3 separate regions of the Homo sapiens genome follow, and regions 1 and 3 are each linked to region 2. Evidence: read pairs that join two places in POLR2A ChIA-PET (ENCODE). Cell type or tissue: GM12878. All regions are shown on one strand. Links, peaks and the distances in the headings refer to the core of each region. The heading gives the core; the rest is flanking DNA. Region 1 has its middle 32 kb from the start of WAKMAR2. Region 2 has its middle 5.3 kb from the start of LINC02539. Region 3 has its middle 21 kb from the start of LINC02865.

Region 1 (6,816 bases), core at 571-5,570, 160 kb before region 2:
AAGAAGAAAATTGTGGGCTTTAACCTTTGCGCATTTGATTCTTCCGCACGGCCTTCCAAGGAACTAGGGTAAATGGACAAATAGTTCTTATAATTTAATACCGCTGTTTAAAAATAGATACTGTACTGAATTTTTTGCTAATTATATTAATAACTTCAAAGCCTTTTATGGAGGATGCTTGCTGGAAACAGAAGGTATTTTTATTTCACTGAAAAACGTGATGAGATTTGGGTTTAGGATTTTGGAGGGAGGACCTGGAGTGTAGTGTAGTTGTTCAACGCATTTGTCAATATGTTCTTTTAGGATATCATATTTGGTCTTGTTTAAGGAATTCTTTTCTATTCTCAAGTCAGAAAACTATTTACCCATATATATTCCTCTCATAAAGTTTTGTTTTTGACATATAAATTCCTTACTCTGTCTGTAATTGATTTTTAAGCAGACTAGGAGCTAGGAATCCAAATTCAATTTTATCTATATTTATAATCAGTTTTCCAACTGTACTTTTTAAAGATTCCTTCCTTTCTCTACTGCTCAACTATGTCACCCCCATCATGTGACAAATTTCCATGTATAAATGTGTCATATGAAGTGATAGTCTCACTGGTGAGCAAGGAAATCCAAGTCAAGACTGTTGAGATGTCATCTACACCCTGTTAACTGGCCTCTCCATTCTATTCCACTGAAAATTTGTCTGTTCTTATGCCAGTACGAAACTATTATTTATGATAAATTGTTCTTGTAGGATGAAGACAGCTAGCTCTTAGTGTATTATCTTTCTAAACACAGTTAGACTTGGTTTTCCAAGAGTTTGTTTCTTTTATGTTGAAAAAAAAAAACTTGATGGTTGATTTGGGCCTGTATATATACATCGATGGCCTAGTTTGGCTTGTAATTTTCCTTTCTTATTCCATTCTTGTCTAATTTTGATAGCGAGGTCATATTGAATTCATAGAATGAGCTGTGGAGTATTCCTTCTTTCTCTGTGAATTGTAGAGATACTATAAGAGATAGGTTTGCAGAAAATCTTTTAAAAAAGATTATAAAAGTAATGTAAACTTATTGTCAGGAATTGTAAAAACACCCGATATTACAAAGAACAAAACAGAAGTAATTTATAGGCATTACCATCCAGAAATTATTGTTAAATATATTTTGGTATATTTCCTTCTACAACTTTTTATCAGTCTCTGCAAGATATGTCCAATTTTCTCTTTATCTATATCTGTATACAAGTAATATGCACACAAAGAATTCTGACCATAGTAGCATATACTATTTACCAACTCTTTGATTACTTCATTAGAATTTCCCATGCCATTAAATATTCTTTAAAAACAGAAATTTTAGTACCTATTAAGCTGATTATTAAAACAAATCCAAATTAAACTCCCTTTGCCTCCCAAATAAAAATATTAATTTTTTAGGTGAATAGTTAATATTTAAAAACTCAGTGAATAATATATTAATATGTATTTTCACTTTCTGTTAAGCTTTGGGCACCCGCCACCTTCATTCTTAGCTCCATCCTGGTCCTGACGCAGCTAGCCTGACCAAGCCTTGAAGTACATCAGATGCTGTAACCCTACTCATAGGTACAATTTTGAATTTGTGCTGGATCCAAGGCCATTGCGTCTGGGGTGAGCTTCAACGTCTTTGAGCCCCTTGAGCTGTATCCTTTCTCTTCCTCCTGGCCTTCACTGAGCTTGCTCTGTCCATGTCACTAGGCAGCTTGCCCTGGTTAACACTGAAATCCCTATCTGGGCCTGGAGCCAGCTCATGAACTGCACTCAGGTTCTCTGGGGTCTTGACAACATGATATCTTATTGCCAGATATGTGTTCCTTTATTCTGTTTATCAGTAGGTCAAGTCAATAAAAATATATTGATTGCCTACTCCATGCCAAGCTACTATGTGGGGGATATTACTGTCTGGACTTTGATCTGCTGTTGAGATATCAATCCAAACAACTAGATCTCAGTCAACCCTGCCGAATGCCTGATTCCAAAATTCACCATTGGCTGGACAGTCTGTTTTGCCCCAGATTGGACCTCTTAGATACTGATACCGTGTCAAGCTTACTATATCCCTTTTGACACTATAACTTGAAAATCTAGCTATCCATCTCAGGTCCCAGTTCTACAGAAAGGTTAGTCCCCAGTAATTCTGGCTTCTTTTCCTGTCCTCATGTCTCCCTTGCCAAGATCCTGCAAACTTTCCAGGTAAGCCTTCTTGGGTTCTGACCTTTATAACATTTATGATTTACAAAAATATCTTTATATATATTTTCCCATTCTAGTTTTGAATCTTAAAATAACTCTTTGAGATAGGAGGGGAGGCTTATTAAATCTCTGTTTCACTAAAGAGGAAACTGTCTTTAAGAAGACTAATGACGTATTTATGTTTAATAAATGGCCTTTTTAGGATGTGAACTCAGACCTTATCTCTCATTTTAATGTTCTTTACCCTGGGGGGTGGGGTGGCTAACCTTCACTTTGAACAGACCTTATAATTCATTTCAGGAAGCAGTCAACTCTTTGGTATGAAGGATTGATGTGTTAGACCTCCTAGGACGACACTTTAACCCCCAAATAATTACTCAAAACACATAAATATTACATCCTATGTAGTTAGAAGGATAAAAGTCAGTAGATGTAAGGCCAAGCATGGTGGCTCATGCCTATAATCCCAGCACTTTGGGAGGCCAAGGCAGACAGATTACTTGAGGTCAGGAGTTTGAGACCACTCTGTACCCAAAATACAAAAAATTAGCTAGCCGTGGTGGCATATGCCTGTAATCCCAGCTACTTGGGAGGCTGAGACAGGAGAATTGCTTGAACCCAGGAGGCAGAGGTTACAGTGAGCTGAGATCATACCACCACACTCCAGCCTGGGCGACAGAGTGGGACTTTGTCTCAAAAAAAAAAAAAAAAAATCAGTAGATGTAAAGGACCTTTGAGCAATGTGAGAATATGTTTCTTAGCTAGGCATAGACCTATCAAAGGGAAAGCTCTGTATAGGATCTCTTTTTTAAAAGAATTTAATTGTTATATTGAAACATAATTGTATGCCTATATGTGATACGTGTGATATTTTGATACATGCGTACGATGTGTAGTGATCCAGTCAGAATAATTAAGATATCTGTGACCTCACATAGTTATCATTTCTTTGTGCTAGGAACATTTCAAATCTCTTCTAGTTTTTTGGAATACACATCCTATAGCCTTTCTGCAGACTGAAAGTCGGCTTGGCTACTTCAGGGTAGAGAAGTCACCCACCCCAATATACATAGTACATGGCAGTGTTAGTTGCCACCACCTTCAAGAGCCCTTCCCAGCTTCCCTTTCTCTGTTGAGGCTGAAAGCCTGGAAACAACATTGCCTGACCTGTGTTTCTAGCAGAGTTCTTGTTTAGGGCTCACCTCCAAGAAAAAATCACCAGAGATCTGGAAAGCAAAGGAGAAGGAGAAACCATTATCTTCTCATGACAGCTGTAGGTAGTGGATGTAGGCAGGAAGAAAATGTCATCAAATGTAATTCCTGAATTTTCATACTTTTGAAAATCATCAGCAATTTATCCTGAGCTTCTCTTGCCCAGCAAGAGAAGTTATCTTAGCATCACATTTCCTATAAAAAATCCTTTCCTGCTTAGAATTTCTAACATGGTATTGTTTTCCACCAGTCCAGTTTCAACTGATGATCATATTTTCCCCATGATTTTACCTTTTTTACATTTACTTTATTATTATTTTTTTTTTGAGACAGAGTCTGCCTGTGTCACCGAGGGTGGAGTGCAGTGGCACAATCTCAGTTCACTGCAGCCTCCGCCTCTTCGGTTCAAGAGATTCTGGTGCCTCAGCCTCCTGAGTAGCTGGAATTACAGGCCTGCACCACCACACCTGGCTAAGTTTTGTATTTTTAGTAGAGACTGGGTTTTACCATGTTCGTCAGGCTGGTCTCGAACTCCTAATTTCACGTGATCCTCCCACCTTGGCCTCCCAAAGTGCTAATATTACAGGCGTGAACCCCCTGCCCAGCTACATTTACTTTTGTTTCTCTGAATGGGAGCTCTTCAAGGGATGGATGTGTCCTATTTACTTTTGCATCTCCAATGCTTGCAATATATGAGGCACTCAATAAATGTTGTTAAAAGGGAACATAAAAAATAAATTTGGGTGGGAGGAGGGTGAGATATTTTGGAGCAAACGAAGAACCGAATATCCTGAGCAAGGGAAAAAAGGAAATCTTCAAAATGTCACTCTTTAATTCTAGAGTTGTTTTGTATGGGTCAACTAGCTATTAGCGTTTAAGGCACTACCTTGATGAAGAAATCCTATGCAAAAACCTCCTCTTTATAACAAAGCTGGACTTCTAAAAAAATCACAAAAATATTTGTACATCATGCAAATTCAGATTGACATGCTTCATTAATATTTGATTCAATGGTGACATGCCTTCTAATTGAGGTATATTAGTGGTGATCATCACAAGAGAAACTACTCATATTTAAACATTTTTTCAGCCCATGGTTGGAGGTATAGAGGGCAGACACTGGGCAAAACACAAATTCTGATCCCTAAAAAAATCTTACATCTCAAACATCATCTCAACATTTACTTTTAGAGAAAATCCATACTGTGTCAGATGTAGGGTTAAGCATTTGAGACACAGAAAAATCAAGTTCCTCTACTTTGAGAAATTCACATGTATGATAAACATTAATCAATAATTATAAAATCGTGACAGAAAGTACACAGGTTTCAAGGAAGTACCTAGGAAAAGCAGCTAAATTGTATTGGAGAGTGGGAGACCACGTGCCTCTTGAATTAAAGGACTCTAGAGTTGAGTCATGAAGGATGCATAGGGCTTGGCTAGGGAATAAAGGTGGTGCAGGTGGTGGGAATGGCAGAAGCAGGCTCTGGATTGAGGACTCAGGGCATTCCTGGATTCTCTGTGGGTATGAATGGAGGCAGAGAGCCATGGGCCACATATCACCAAAGGGCCTTGTGAGCCACATTAAGGAACCTGGACTTTGGAAATCTATTGAGGGCCATTAAAAACAAGTCCTATGGTCAGTGGAATTCTGCTCAGAGTTTAGAGACCTGGACTTCATTCAAGTCTTTGTCCCTGAAATCCTTCAGATCTAGGGTGTTCCATGGACCCCAGGAGGAGAACGTAATTACATGGATATTTAGAAAGATCCCACTGGCTGCACTTTGGCAAGTGGTTTGGAGGGCTTATGACTGAAAGTAAGAGTACTAGTTATGGAGCTTTTGGGGTGGACCAGGTGAGGAGTAATCTGATGCATGGGCAATGGTGTACTAGACAGATTTAAGAGGTTCCAAATGAACACTCTCTAACCTTCTTCTCTTTTTTTGGTTAATTAAAATTTTTTCATTAAAATTTTTTTCTGCACATTTCATTTCATTTTCATTTATATTAAATAATGAATAATCTTCTAACTTTTACTGATGGCTTGGAATATATGCATGCTATATTATTATAACATCATTAACAAATTTTCTGACAATCAGGTATTATCTTTCATTTACTTTTAGATTGGAAGAGACATTCGTGTGTTTTGTTCAGACATGAAATATCAAGCTGTTCTTTTCTTAAAAATACAAAATCCTACATAGATAACAAAAGAAGCATAAAGTTGGTTTAAGCAATATGTCTCTAAACTCAGTGGTTAAATAATTACAGTACATTTTTCACAGACCCACAAATGATTTTGCTGCCTCTGAGGACGTGTGTAGCTTGTGCTGGGCCAACGGGATTGAGCCTCTTGTGGAGCCAGAGGCCTCTGTGTCAACAATTTCCCCTCAACTCTTTGAAACTACTCCTGTTTAGTTTTTTTTTTTTCACTGCCAAAATAAATAAATAAACAAATAAATAAATAAAATGGGCCAGGCCTGGTGGCTCACGCCTGTAATCCCAGCACTTTGGGAGGCCGAGGTGGGCGGATCACCTGAGGTCGGGAGTTCGAGACCAGCCTGACCAACATGGAGAAACCCCGTCTCTACTGAAAATACAAAAATTAGCCGGGCGTGGTGGCACATGCCTGTAATCCCAGCTACTCAGGAGGCTGAGGCAGGAGAATTGCTTGAACCCAGGAGGCGGAGGTTGCAGTGAGCCGAGATCGCGCCACTGCATTCCAGCCTGGGTAACAAGAGTGAAACTCCGCCTCAAAAAAAAAAAAGACTGCTCCTTTTTAATACCTGTGATAACTGTTCTTACTTTAAAGTATCTACTTTAAGAGCCACAAACTTGTTGATGTCTTTAAACCCTCAAGAATGGATAAAACTACCACCAGACTTTTCAGTTTTCTAAACTTAAATTTAAGTCATTTAAAAAGTTATGTTTTCTAAAGATGATCATGAAAAGTGTTGAGTACTAACTACTTCCTATATTCTGACTCATTATTCTACTGGAAAATCTATAAAACTGGAATTCACAGAGAAGCATATTCGGTAAACTAGTTCAGTATTCAACCAATACGTTAATTAATTTCACCTTCATGAAACTGTTGGTGTGAAGGGGCATGGAACAGCCAGGACCTGGAGGATTTCACCAGCAAGTCTTTGAATGAAGTCCAGGTCCCCAAAACCAGAGCAGAAGTTTACTGAATCACAGGACTAGGAAGATGATAGAGCACTCATAAGTGCTGTTTTAAAGGCAGGGGATGAGTGGATAGGACAGTGCAAGAGAGATTTATTCTACTTCTTTCCTTAGTCATTTCATATTAGGAATCCAAGCTTTTTTTTTTTTTTTTTTTTTTTTTTTGAGACAGGGTCTCATTCTTGTTGCCCAG
Region 2 (6,816 bases), core at 596-5,595:
CCAGGAATTATTTATATAATATCATGTGTCAGAAATGTCCACAAAAAAACTCTGACAGACATTATGAGTTGGCTGATTCAGCAACTAATTTTAACCTTCTTCTCCATTTCCTCTACTTAAAAGTCCATCCTTCCTTGGAGTGGCTAATTGACAGCTCTTACCAATGAGATGGAAGTAAAAATCTGTTGGAGAGTTTTTGAAAACTTTGCTTTCATCATTTTTTTTTTTTTTTTTGAGATGGAGTCTTGCTCTGTCGCCCAGGCTGGAGTGCAGTGGCATGATCTCCACTCATTGCAAGCTCCGCCTCCCAGGTTCACACCATTCTCCTGCGTCAGCCTCCTGAGTAGCTGGGACTACAGGCGCCCGCCACCACGCCTGGCTAATTTTTTCTTGTATTTTTAGTACAGACGGGGTTTCACCGTGTTAGCCAGGGTGGTCTCGATCTCCTGACCTCATGATCCACTCACCTCGGCCTCCCGAAGTGCTGGGATTACAGGCGTGAGCCACCGTGCCCGGCCTTGCTTTCATCATTAAAGAAGACATACATCTTCCCTTTTGTGGACACAAGCCTGATCATTGGAGCTTCAGCAGCTATCTGGTAATAATGAGAGAAAGGCCAAGCCCAGGGAATTACAGAGACATTGGCCCTGCCATTACTGAGTAACTGAACCAACTCCAGCAACTACCCAAGAAACTTCCTGTTGTGAGAGAATAAGCAAACTTATATCTATTCTAACTCTTGTATTTAGCTTCTCTGTTACTTGCAGCTGAATAAATATAGCATTTAAAAAAATTACCTTACGTAATTATAAGTGCTTCATCCCAAAGAGACGACGTGTAGGTCTGACAATAGCGGGAATAAATACTGATAATATTTTAATAGATAATGACTTGATTCTATTATTTAATACTTTTTAGACTAATAGATAATTTTTAGATATTAATGGAAAAACCTCTACTTGAGTCAAAGCAGTAACTTCAAAGAACCAGAAATAAATTGTTGGCTAATGCAGGCTGGTCTAGGAAACGTTGCCAAGTATTTAAAAAGGAAAAAATCTCCCCTTTTTATGTTTAACCCAACCCCTACTTGTCCTTAAAAACCTTATTTCTATAATAAAATATATTTTTCTGCCTTTGTTTACACTAGACTTGGTTTACTTATTCTCTCATCATTGTTTTTCCTTGGGTCATTGACTTTTGTTCCTTTCAGTTTTGAAATGTCAAGGTTCTGTATCACTGCAGAAACAAAAACCTTTGTTTTTAAAGTATAAAATGCTTCCCTGAGAGGGGCTTTCCAAAAGAATTGAATGGTGCAGTCAGCGGCGCAAATTATAGGGAAACCCCTTAACTTCTACTGTTCCCCCAAACAGCAGCCAGCTTCCAGAAAGCATTGACTGCAGACTCAATAGAGGAATATGCACACCTTCTGACTTCTAAAAACATTTACAATAAGTCAGAAGGCTGAGTAGTTAACAGCATACATGTAGAATTATGAAGAATTTGAGATGCTTAAGTGAGAACCAGGAAAAGAAAAGAGAACGTAAGAGAGAGAGAGGTCCAGTTGTCAGCCAATCTTGACAAAAGCTTTGATCATCAGAGAAAGTCTATAATCCTGTCTAAAACATGTTCATTAAATTACAAAAACTATTCCCAATGTAATTCCTGTAATACTAGGAAACACATGAAAAATTTTGTAATTTCATGTATTTCAGCCCCATTTATTATATGAGCACATAAGAGATATTCATATATATATTTAATATTTTAAAGATATATATGAATTCTACAAAGCACTATCCAGATTTACAAAGATTTTGCAAAGCACTATCAATGTAAACAGTGTTTTAAGGATGAAAAAGCAAACCACATTAAATGGATACATCAATTCTCACAGAGCTGAATTTTAGAAAGATTAGAACTGTGAGAGGTGAGAATTTTAGTCTAGAGGGAAAATGGTTGTTCTTATTGTTCTACCAGAGAGATCGAAGCTCAGATTTCTCATTTCAAATGTGAGAAATGTGAGCTATAGTGGAGGTGGGGGGCTGTAGTTGGGGAGAAGTTGCTGGGAAAAAATGCCAAGAGAATTGTGAGAAAAGAAAGATCACAACTTGGCTAAGATTTATACCAGATTGAGGACTTGAGTATCTTTAGCAAATTGTAAGTATTTCATGAATAGTTTTACTCATCCCAGTTTATTTGAAGATGAACGGGACCTGCCTTTAGCAATATTGTGAAATAGGTGAAGAGTCATTATAGCTTATGGAAAAGCTCCCAGGAACATCAGGAGCATGAGTTTAGGTTCTAACTTTGCAATGAATATGTGATATGACAGGGGCACATTCTCTAAACTTGCAATATGCTCTTTTCCAAAATTAGCATTGAAGGAGGGTTGATCTCCCATGACATATCTGAGCAGTTGGGAGCACAGAGTTGTATTTCTTTGGAATTATCCAGTGAGTTGGGAGCAGGGCTAGGCTGGGGGTACTTTTCCCATTTTAGCAGAGTGGCCTCAGGGCCTTGGCTGGCACAATGCAACCTCGGGGGCAGAGTGAGAAGCAACACTGGAGGCAGGAGCTGGCACCTGCTACCCACTGACAAGGTTTATACTCCTTAATAACAGCCCTCTATGCAAAGGGGCTGCAAGAGGAGGGAGGGTAAAAACCACCAAGGCCACAAAGACCATGCAGCGGCTGAAAGTGCAGAAGCACCTCCACTTTCAAATCTGCAGGATGACAGATGGTGAAAGTCAAGTGTTCATTTAGCCATTGGCCCTTAGCTTCCTGCCCATTCCTACATTCATGATGACATGGACACACTAATAAGCACTATTAACCCGGTCAAGTCTGGTAAGTGATAGAGCAGTGGGTAAGAAGAGGTTAACGATTACAAAATGACCCAAATGTGAGATAATATAATAAAGTGGGAGAGACAGAGAGAGAGAAAGCCTGCTGGAAATGCAAATGGAATGAACCTTAAAACAGTGAAAAGTATTTTGAAGACTAAAAGTCTATCACACAGCAAATCAAATCGCATCCTGTGCAATGTAATCAACAATAATCACATGCTTTTTACTTACAAATAAATACTCGGGAACAATCTTTTAAAACCTAACCTAATCTTAAAGATAGGAACTTTTTTCCTTATTCTAGAGTGGTGTTTTTCAAAATGCAGGTCACAAATAATCAGTGGGTCATAAAATCAATGAGTGGGTCATGACTAGCATTTTTTCTTTTCTATGGTAGATCAAGTAGAATACAAAATATCTGATCGCAACACACAAAGTAAGTTTTGTGAAACATTTCAGTTGTGTGTGTGTGTGTGTGTGTGTGCACTGGGAGATGAGGCAGAGAATCTTTCTTACTGTGGGTAGCTGTCAATAAAAAGGTAAAAAATGATCCTTGTGAGACATTAGGTGGGACTTCTAGAAATGTGGGGACATATTTTGTGTTATGGATTGAAATGTCTCCCAAAAACGTAGTTAAAATCTTAAGTCCAGTTACCTGTGAATGTGACTTTATTCAGAAACAGTCTTTGAAGACCTAATACAGATAAATATATTCAATAACAATTTAAACGTAATGCAAATTTTGCATTTGCATATGTGCTATTGATTCTGGAAGAAATACTAAGTGAACGCATTAAAAACTGCACTCAGGTGAACCAAACTGTATAGAAAAACTCAAATTATTCACACAAGCACACCTCAAAACATCCACCAGCTAACCTCGGTTCACCCTGTTACGAGCTACACCTATTCATGTCTGTTGGTGTAACTTCCCCACTGATTTCAGAAAACCTTCCTTCCACCACTTTACACTAACTCATAAGCTGCAATCCTTCCCAAGCAAATTTCCGGTCTTTGTCAAGGTAGACTATGAGATTTACTGTAGTATTTATTCATTTTTTAACCATTTAATATGTATGAAACTGTGCCATTCTTTTTATCAGGTTATCTCCTTTCTTTCTTTCTTTTTTTTAATTTTGAGATAAGATCTCTCTCCTTCACCCAGGCTGGAGTGCAGTGACTCAGTCACAGCTCACTGTAGCTTCGACATCCCAGGCTCAGGTGATTCTGCCACCTCAGCCTCCTGAGTAGTTGGGACTCCAGGGGCATGCCACCACACCCGGCTAATTTTCTGCATTTTTTTTTTAATAGATTCAGGATTTCACCATGTTGCCCAGGCTGGTCTTGAACTTCTGAGCTCAAGTGATTTGCCTGCCCCGGCTTCCCAAAGTGCTGGGATTACAGGTGGGAGCCACCATGCCCGGCCAGTTGCTGACATTTTTAAGTGTTGTGCCCCAATCACATTTTTTGCATAAGACCTTTGGTTGTTACCGTGTGTATTTTGCATGGCACAGAGTTTTTTTTTTTTTTTTTTTTTTTTTTACAAACACTATGTTATATGAGAGCAGAACAGACTGGATGAGATCATTCAGTGGGTGAGTGTAGATACAGAAGAGGCCAAGGGTTGCATCCAGGGACACATCAACTATAACAGGCCTAGGAGAAGAGGAGCCAGCAAAGGAGCTGTCTGGTGAGATAGGAGGAAACCCAGGAGACCATGGTGTTCTGGAAGTAAAGTGAAGAAAGTTCAAAGAAGGCTTGAATGCCCACATCTGGCTCTGCAGAGAGACCAAGAAAAAGAAGAGGACTCACTGCGAAGTGACCACTGAATTAGTACTATGGTGGTCTTGAATAATTTTAATAAGTTCGATTTCAGTGGAAGGGCAGGGATAAGCCTAACTGGAGAGAATTTAATAGAAAAAAGAAAAAGAATAATACATTTAAAAAATAATCATGGAATACGTTTGATTTTGATACATGTCTTTTTCAAATAAGCTTTGTCATTAAGTGCATATTTATGTCTTCTTTGGTATCTGATAGATCAGGATCTGTTTATAATTTTTAAAGATTACTATAAAGTTCTGGCCAGGCATGGTGGCTCATGCCTATACTCCCAGCATTTTGGGAGGCCGAGGCAGGAGAATCACTTGAGACCAGGAGTTCAAGACCAGCCTGGGCAACATAGCGAGACACCCCCTCACCCTCTTTTTCTTTTTTTTTTTTTTTGAGACCCAGGCATGAGTGCAGTTGCGCTATCTTGGCTCACTGCAACCTCCACCTCCTGGGTTCAAGCAATTTTCCTGCTTCAGCCTCCCAAGTAGCTGGGATTATAGGTGCGAACCACCACACCCAGCAAATTTTTTTTTTTTTTGTATTTTTAGTAGAGATGGGGTTTCACCATGTTGGCCTGGCTGGTCTCGAACTCCTGACCTCAGGTGATCTGCCTGCCTCGTAATCCCAAAGTGTTGGGATTACAGGCGTGAGCCACTGTGTCCAGCCTTTTTTTTTTTTTTTTGATTACTTTAGAGTTCCTACTATGTGCCTGACATCATCTGTTTAAGAGAGCTGATGCTAGAATTGAGACAGACATTCTTGTGAATTCTGGTTCTGCCACTCACTAGTTGTCTAAAGTAAGGTTTACCCTTTAGGTTCCTAAAATGAGGTTAATATCCTAACTCAGTTTGTTGTTGTCAGGGTTAGGTAAGTGAAGTGCTTAGCATGGTGTCTGACACACAGAATGGGCTCATGAATGTTACTATTAATATTTTTCAGTCTGGGCACAGTGGCTCACATCTGTAATCCCAGCACATAGAGAGGCCAGGTGGATTGCTTGAGCCCAGGAGTTTGAGACCAGTCTGGGCAACATGGTGAAACAACATCTCTCCAAAAAAAAAAAAAAAAGCAAAAAAATAGCCAGGCATGGTGGTGTATACCTGTGGTCCCAGCTTAAATTTGGGAGACAAAACAGAAAATCAATTTAAAAAGTATATAAATGGTTGATGCACAATTAGTGCCCAAACAGGCTGAGACACCTTGGAGTTAAGATGACCAGGCAAAGTGAGATTTAAAATAGAACTTAAGTAAGAAGTCATTCTGAGAAGGGATCTTAACTTTTACTATATACCTGCCACTCTGCATGGGGCCGTAAGTACAGTCATGTGTTTAAGCCTCACACTCAACTATGATGAGGCATTCTTATTCCCAGTTCTTGGGTGAGAAGACAGGCTTTGAGACGCTCATTCACTTGCTCTGGGTCATCAGTTAGTAGGAGAGCTAGAGTCAGCCTGGGCATGCTCATCTCCAAAGTCCATGCTTGGTGGTGGCAGAGCAGTCTAGCAGGGAGGTGCTAAAGGTCAGCTCCACTCTCTGCCATTTGCAGACGATAATAAGAAACAAACAAAACACCCATAGCATGTAAAGCCTCATGTTAGCCTGATAAAGTACATCATCTAGAGAACCATATTAAAGGAAAAAACCCCAAAGAAACAAGCTGCATATTTTTGCTCTTGACTTTTTTTCCTTGGGTAGAGTGAATCTGTGGCAAAAAGCGGTTCAAAGGAAGGTGAGGGAGAAACAAAGGTGGGGAATGATCAACAAGTGCCTAGCAAGAGGTGATTGCACTTACGGGAAAACAGTTCCCGTCCAGTGTGGTTTCTGTTTCCCCACCGGGCTAGCTGATCTGGGATTTCATCTCTCCATGGGTTGCATTGCAGCAGTCCTGGTTCCCGTGTAGTTCCTGCTGGGATATCTAACAGGTGGACAGGCATTTAGATTTCCAGCACGACTCCACCCTGGCTGAGCCCCTCATTCAAGCTAAGAATGTAAGGACAGCAGGTGGCCTGCAGGGTGTGCTCTGAGGAGCTGCCCAAATCACTCTCCATTACCTGGGCATTAAGCGTTCTTAAAGAGCCTCCTTAAGCAGAGTTTAACTGGAAGAGATACATTGTCATTGTTGTTTTCTTAGAGTTCAG
Region 3 (6,816 bases), core at 984-5,983, 180 kb before region 2:
CTAGCACAGAACTGAAATCAAGGTTGAAAAGAAACGATTCAAAGGAAAACATCTATTTAAGTGGGAACCACACCAACACGTGGGATTTGGCTCCCACCGGAGGCAGCCCGCAGACACCAGGTGTCACGTTTAACTGATAGTGCTTGTTGCTGACCCTGTGGGTGGCAGGAAGGAAGAGGAGTGACTGTGGCATTCGGCAGAGGATGAGCTTTGTCCTATCACTGGCACAGAAGCTGAATTCTTAGATGGCTCGACCACGGGGTTGTGTGGTGAAAAGGGGGATTTCCACTTTCAAAAATAGTATGACTTCAGTTAGGCTTGAAATTGCCTTTTTGGGAAGTTTATTATATTTAGAAACCCCCATTCTCCCCACCCCCCAGTGGCTTTTAAAGTCCATCTGCAGCATGGCACAAGTCTTCAAAAGTTTATTGACTTAATTTACCCCGGGGTTTGGAATCAAGATGTTTTCTTAAAATGTCTGAAACAACCATTGCATTGACAAAAATACATTTTAATTAAAATGCTGAAAGTAGTAAAATGGCAAGGGACCTTTTTTCCTCTTCAGAGTTCTCTCTACTTTTCAAATTGCCTATTTTGTGGTTTTCACAAAGGGTATTGATATCCCAACTCTGGGCAGTGTGCTCTGCTTGCTAGCTTCTGGGAGCCACTGCCTGGAGTCAGGCAGCCACAGGAATCTCCATGTCACCTAGGATGTCAATTACACAAACTGCAAAAGTAGAATCAACTAAAAAAATTCAATAATGAGCATTTTTGTTTAAAAAGTAAACATCAATGTATTGCATTTAGAAGAAAAAAAATCCTTGTAAAATGTAGTAGTCCCGTAAGGAAAGATGAGTTTTCAAAGATGAGCTTTTCATGGAGGCTAAGATGACAGCCCGCTTCCAGTTCAGCAGGAGCCCCTTGGTATGTTTGGCCACCCAGCACAGTGCAATGTGAGAAGGCAGGCAGATTATGTATCGTGGATTTAATTTTGGATTTAGGGAGGCACATGGTCTGCCCAATTCAGTTTCCATTTTTTTCTGTCCTCCCTGAAAACAACTTTCTGTGCAACTTCAATGTGCTGTTCCTCTCAATAACTCCAGCCTGTGGCTAATTTGGACCAGGACAAGGAGAAAAGCTCTTTCTTGCTATGAGTTGCTAAAGGATTCATAGAAGCTAATTCTTCGCCTCCATTTGAAAAGTGGAAGGAAGGTAAAGAATTCCTACTGATCTCCTGTTTCCTACCTTGGAGCAGTGATGTCAAACTCTGTAATCAGTGGTAGTAGCTTTGCATCACATTACTTCAAAATATCTCCTTTACCTGATCACCATTAACTTGAAATCGCTGATTTTTTGGGTGCAATCTCTGCCCCAAGTTTCCACAGAATGTTTTATAACAAATCTTTTGGGTTTTTTTCTTCCCAACTTATTAATCATTTGCCAGCATAAGCAGTAACATGACCAGCAGACAGTCTTTTTGGGTAAACCTCTGACTACCTTTCTCTGTTGGTGGAATTTAGGAACCATGTGTAGCAATGCAACAACTGAGCCTGCCAATCTCTAATGAGAGCTTGGGACATTTCAGGCTACTCTTTGGCCTTAAATTCCTCTCCTCTCATGGAAACTTTCCTTTCATCTATCCTATCCTTTTCCAAGGCACATTCCAAGATGTTGACCAACTGATCTATTAATGAGCTTCTGGGAGTAAGTGAAAGGGAATTTAGGTGCTTATAAATGAAGTCTTACAAGCCCAACCCCTTTGTTGACTCAGAGGGCTGTAACTACAGCTGGCACGGGGGAGGGGAACTGGTCCTGGCAGGTCAGGATAAAGAGGTGTTTTGAATAATACCCCTTCCCCTAAAAGGTGGGCTTGGTTTAGTGATGGTGATCCACCCCACACACTGTACTTGGAAGCCAACCAGCAGTCTAAAGTTTGGAGGTAATTTTCTCTCCGAAGCTGGGCCCCATCCCCCTTTTCCCTCCAGCTTTACCACTTTATTCTGAGTCAGGTCCAGTTTTGTTTATGTTTTTCAGAGGGCCACCTACAAATATCAGCAAAACCCCTAGCACAAAAGAAGAGATCAATGCCTGTGTCTGGGGGTTAGGGAGGAAGTGGGCTCGAAGGGGAGGAAATTGGAGCAATTTTGGGAACAAAGCACACAGCCGGAGGCCTGAGAGGAAAACTTCGGGTGGGCAGGACACTTTGGGGGTCCCAGTCCTGTATGGAGAGGAGCTGGAGTCTGGTGGAAAGGGAGGGGAAAGGCAGAGTGGCAGAGCAGGTGATCCTGCCGCGTCATCAACAGGGAAGGCTGGCAAATCGTATCACCTTTCCAGGACTCCGTTTCCTATTCGGCAAATTGAGGGAATTAATTGCTTTGGATCAATGCTTTCTCTCTGAGGTTCCTTCATCTAGCTTTGCATTTCAGCAAGATGAATTTCAGTGGAGCTTCTAATCCAACAGAAAGCTCTTAAAGAGAAACGTCGACAGGTCCTGGAAAGTGAATACTGACGGGATTCGTGAATGGCGAGAAGAAAGAAAAGACTGAGGACTGAAACTGTGAGGAGCAATACAGAGGGGTGGGTGAGGGTGGCTCTGCTGTGCACTAGCTGTGCCACCTATGGCTGTGATAGCATCGCTCTGAAGCTTTCTCAGCTATAAAACATAAAACCGGGATAATACCAGGACCTGTTGAATTGGTACCTGTGCACATTGTGAGGTTAGCTGACAATGAATGTGAAGATCTTAGCTCAGAGCCTGGCACATTGGCGAGAAATGTTGGCTGCTGCCGTTACGCACATGAGGATGAAGTCACGGGTAAAGGAAGGAGAAGAGCACATTGAAGGCTTTTGAGGGTGCTGTGGCTTAGGGAAACTCCCACTGGAGGTACGTGATCCACAGAGAAAATGAAGCAGTCTGGTAAATCAGAAAAGACCCTGATGAAGGAAACCTATCAGAAATAGATATCCCAGGCCAGTGCTATGCCAGGTTACATTGCAGCCTGGAGCAAAAAGAAAACTCAATAATATTGACCTCAGGTTTATTTAAAATTATCATATTTTGCTCATCATGGATTTTTTTTGCATTAGTGTCTATTTTTAAAAGACACATTAAAATACTAGTTATCTTGGTTACTGAGTTTTTGGCCATCTCCTTAAATACTGTGCTCAAAAGCAAGTGCTTCACTAACCTTATCCTAGTCCTGGCCTTGTCTAAAACAAGGCTGAAGACTTGATCAGTCATCGAAGTTGATTCTATAACAAAACGATAGTAATTTGGTATAGAAGACCCAGAGCCATCTAAATGATTACAACAGCAAGGACAGAAGGAAATATGTCTTTTTTTCTACTGACAATGGAAGAAAAGTCTGAAAATACGAAATACCCCATCCTAGCACCCACTGCCATAAAAAAAAAATCTGGGCCTCTCAGACCCAGATTCTAGGAAAATTACTACAGCATCATTAACATAGTTTTGCTCCAGAATGCCAGGCATGAGAAAACTCCAAGGAAGCTTTCTAACTTAGGGAAGGAACATGAAATGCTTTACAGGATTTGAGTAGGAGGGGGTAGGTCAAAGTTCAGCTAGCTCCAAAGCTAGGTGGTCCAGGAAGGTTCTCTGAAGAAGGAAGAGCTGTTCTTACACAGTAGCAGCTATTGGGCAATTTGGATTTTATCATGATGAATGAAGAGAAACAGAGGCTACAGTCTTGTGCAAAAGAAGGTGTGGAGAAATAGTTGCAAAGGATAGAAAAGGCAAAGGCCATTGTGGATGATGCACAACCCTTCAGGGCCCCCCTCAGATCTGTCCTGGGCGTTCACAGGCGGGAGTGTTCTAGCAGATGTCCAGCAGGAAAATCAACATTTTCAAGGAACTTCTGATTATTACCTTACAGCTGGTGGAGGGAAAGGATAGATGACAGTATCTTGGAAAGTTCTTGTTTCCCTTAGGCTCTTATCTGATTTCAAGAGAGACAAAAGCACCATTCACAGCTAAAATTATAGGCAACATAAGCTGCAAACCCACGCAACAATGCTCACTTCCAGGCTCTATGCTAGACCTGGGGCTGCTCACAAGGGCCCTGCCCAAATAGCTGATGCAGCAAACTCCAGGACACCTAAGTGACCAGAACACAATGGGAACAGTGCTTTGCTATCTATATCACTTCACAGAGCATGGAAAGGGTTTTATTGTGAAGAGATTTTACATGTATTACCTAGTTTTGATTTGCACTATGGCACTGTGATTACAGCGACAACTTTTAGCCATTGAGTGGTTAAGTGGCTTGCCCAGTGTCACTCAGCTGGTTCAGAAGAAGGCTGAGGACTGAGTTTTTTAATTCCCGTACTCCAGTTATTTCTAGGAGGCCACATAGTGGAAAAATTTGCAGCTAATGTACCCCTCTGACCCTGTAAGACCTCTCCTTCTTTCCAAAGTCATCATGGTGCTTTTGTTCCCTGACCTCCCCGAAACAGGCTGGGAAAAGGGCAATAACCTGAACCCATCAGCCAGTCTTCATGAGCCAGAGTCCACCAAGCTTCCTTTCACCCCTTCCTTCTTACCTTCATCCCAGGGAAATATCAGCATCTAAGTGACCCCACCACCAGCCACCAAGTAAATTTCTGACTGGGCTCTGTGGTCTAATCCTGGTTCTTTCTCTACTGGAAGGGAAATACAGCAGAGGAAAATCCCCAGTGTGTCCCAGACAGTATTCAAATGTATTCATTAAGTGATAAAATATTGGTTCAGAGCCAGGGACATCATCATCATTATCATTGTCATTATCAATAAGTGCTGGAATTAGAAGGAAAATAGAAGACTCTCTGTCTTCAGGGAATTTCTTGTAAACAGGGGCATCATAGGGAGATTTTTAAACAGGCAATCTCTACACTCTTTGATTGCTGAGGGGCAAAACCGAGTCAAGGTGCAATGGGAACAGAGAGGAAAAGGGGCCATGATCTCCCTAGGGGTCTAATGAATAAATCCCCTGGATGCAGACCCCTTGTGAGGTTGAGGCCACGTGTACGTACATGTGTGGAACATTCTGAAGGAGGTTCATTATATATAAATGAATCTAACTTAATCTTTTAGAATTCTGCTTGGGGCTACAGGGTCACCCACATTTCTATGGCCAGGATTGACCAAAGAATTAAGTAGTTGAATAGGACATTCAGTGACAATTTTGACTTTATCGTGTCCCTGGGGCATGGTGCTCTGATCTGCTTTATAATCAGAGTAAAATGCAAACACAATTTGTTGAATGCCTACGCTGTGTCAGCTAGTCTGGGCACTCAGGTAATTTCTGTGAACAAAACAGAAAAACGAGGCTTATATTCTAGTGGTGTAAGTTGGAGATCATCTCAAATGACCTATGTTTCCCTTGAGCAGTGGTTCCCAAGCTGCCCATCAGAATCACTGGGGGACCTTTCAAAAAATTCCAAAACCTGGCCAACCCAGGCCAAATTCAGAATCTCATGGGTGGCTTATAATTTTTTTAAGTTCCCCAGGTGATTCTCATGTGCAAGGTGGGTTGAAAACCACTGCCCTCGAAATTCTGGTGGACTTCCCTAAGGAGGCATGTCTTCCCCGTCCCACTTCCCACCACCCTTCGAGAGTCATTTATATAAATCACAGATGAGGAAACCCAGACCTAAAGGCTCAGAGTGACATGTCCAAAAAAAAGGGGCACATCGAGAGGGTCACCAGGCCAGAACTTGAACCTAGGTCTTCTGATTTTAAGCCTAGTGTGTTTTTCATCACGTTGAAAGAGTTAAGAAAACTGAATATTGTTATTGCCTATAGCAAAAATCGGAGGGGTCTCCCAGGGAAGAGAGGAGATTGTCTGCAAGCCTCCTGGTCACTTCCTGTCATTCATTAAAAACTTTAGCACCTGGACCAGTCTTCATTCTTCTTAGAAATGTGAATATTCAGGGGCATATTCAACATAGAGCCCATTGAATGGGCTCTTTCCTGGGACCCCCTCATTGCCAATACATGTTTTCTACACTCTACCTCAGCCATCCACTCCAGCTGCCACCCGCTGGACATCACTGCTACTGCTACTTCAAATAAGAACTTCTCCAATGAGAAAGTGCACAGGCTTGAGGTCCCTCGCTGAAACCGTTCTCCAATCTCAGCAGCCTTGGTCAGACCACCAATGTACTCACTCGCTTTTTTTCTTTTTCAGCACCTCCCTCTTTCATTTCCCTTCATGTCTGGTTTGCATCCCTTGGGCCATCATTTTCATCATTATGGGGCAAGTACCATATTTGTAACTCCCATGCCCACTTCTCTAAACACTCTTTCCCTCGAACACCAGCCCACACACCTGCTGTTATTAATGTCTGAAGCCCTCTTCCCATACCATTTTGTCTAATTCCTAATCATCCTTTAAGTTTCAGTTTAATTACTTCGACAGGTCCTCCCTGACCCTTCAGTCTAAAGGAGGGACCCCCGTGTTACACCACTCCTTCTCAATTCTTATCTTAAGTTGTATTTCTACATGTATTTTGGTGTTTTGTTTAACATCTCTTTCCCTAGCAGGCATGGGCTTGGGGTTCTCTGTTTTGATTACTGCTATATCCCCAGTGATTGACACACTTCTGGCACGTAACAGCTACTTTATAAGTACATAAATGAATGAATGAATTAATTAATTAATTTATTCACTCAAAGTCACCCAGGGTTATTTAGTGGCAGAGCCACAACTTACCCATTTGACTACAGTTTGACCTTTGAGATGATTTTTACAATTAAATTTTGCAGTTGAGCCCCCTCAGATGCTCACTTGCATAGGCCCTGTTGACTGGACTCTGCCA

Evidence for each region. Peaks named below come from ENCODE experiments on the same cell type or tissue, not always from the same donor. Only the 100,000 strongest peaks of a DNase experiment are listed, where the experiment ranks them.
Region 1: POLR2A ChIA-PET joins it to region 2 with 5 read pairs; 2 of 35 experiments call an interaction of 5 or more read pairs at or near these places.
Region 3: POLR2A ChIA-PET joins it to region 2 with 8 read pairs; 2 of 35 experiments call an interaction of 5 or more read pairs at or near these places.

Annotation. Positions count from the first base shown.
Region 1 is chr6:137,896,704-137,903,519 of GRCh38, reverse strand. No RefSeq gene overlaps it. Among named protein-coding and RNA genes, the nearest start is that of WAKMAR2, 32 kb to the right of the region's middle. In GM12878, for the core only: no CTCF peak of the experiment used is centred there; no DNase peak of the experiment used is centred there.
Region 2 is chr6:137,740,923-137,747,738 of GRCh38, reverse strand. No RefSeq gene overlaps it. Among named protein-coding and RNA genes, the nearest start is that of LINC02539, 5.3 kb to the right of the region's middle. RefSeq lists silencers at 2,638-2,697, 6,665-6,714. In GM12878, for the core only: no CTCF peak of the experiment used is centred there; DNase peaks (open chromatin) are centred at 1,360 and 2,758; H3K4me3 peaks cover 682 bases; H3K27ac peaks cover 1,921 bases.
Region 3 is chr6:137,921,333-137,928,148 of GRCh38, reverse strand. No RefSeq gene overlaps it. Among named protein-coding and RNA genes, the nearest start is that of LINC02865, 21 kb to the left of the region's middle. RefSeq lists enhancers at 185-424, 1,270-2,469. In GM12878, for the core only: no CTCF peak of the experiment used is centred there; no DNase peak of the experiment used is centred there; H3K27ac peaks cover 2,591 bases.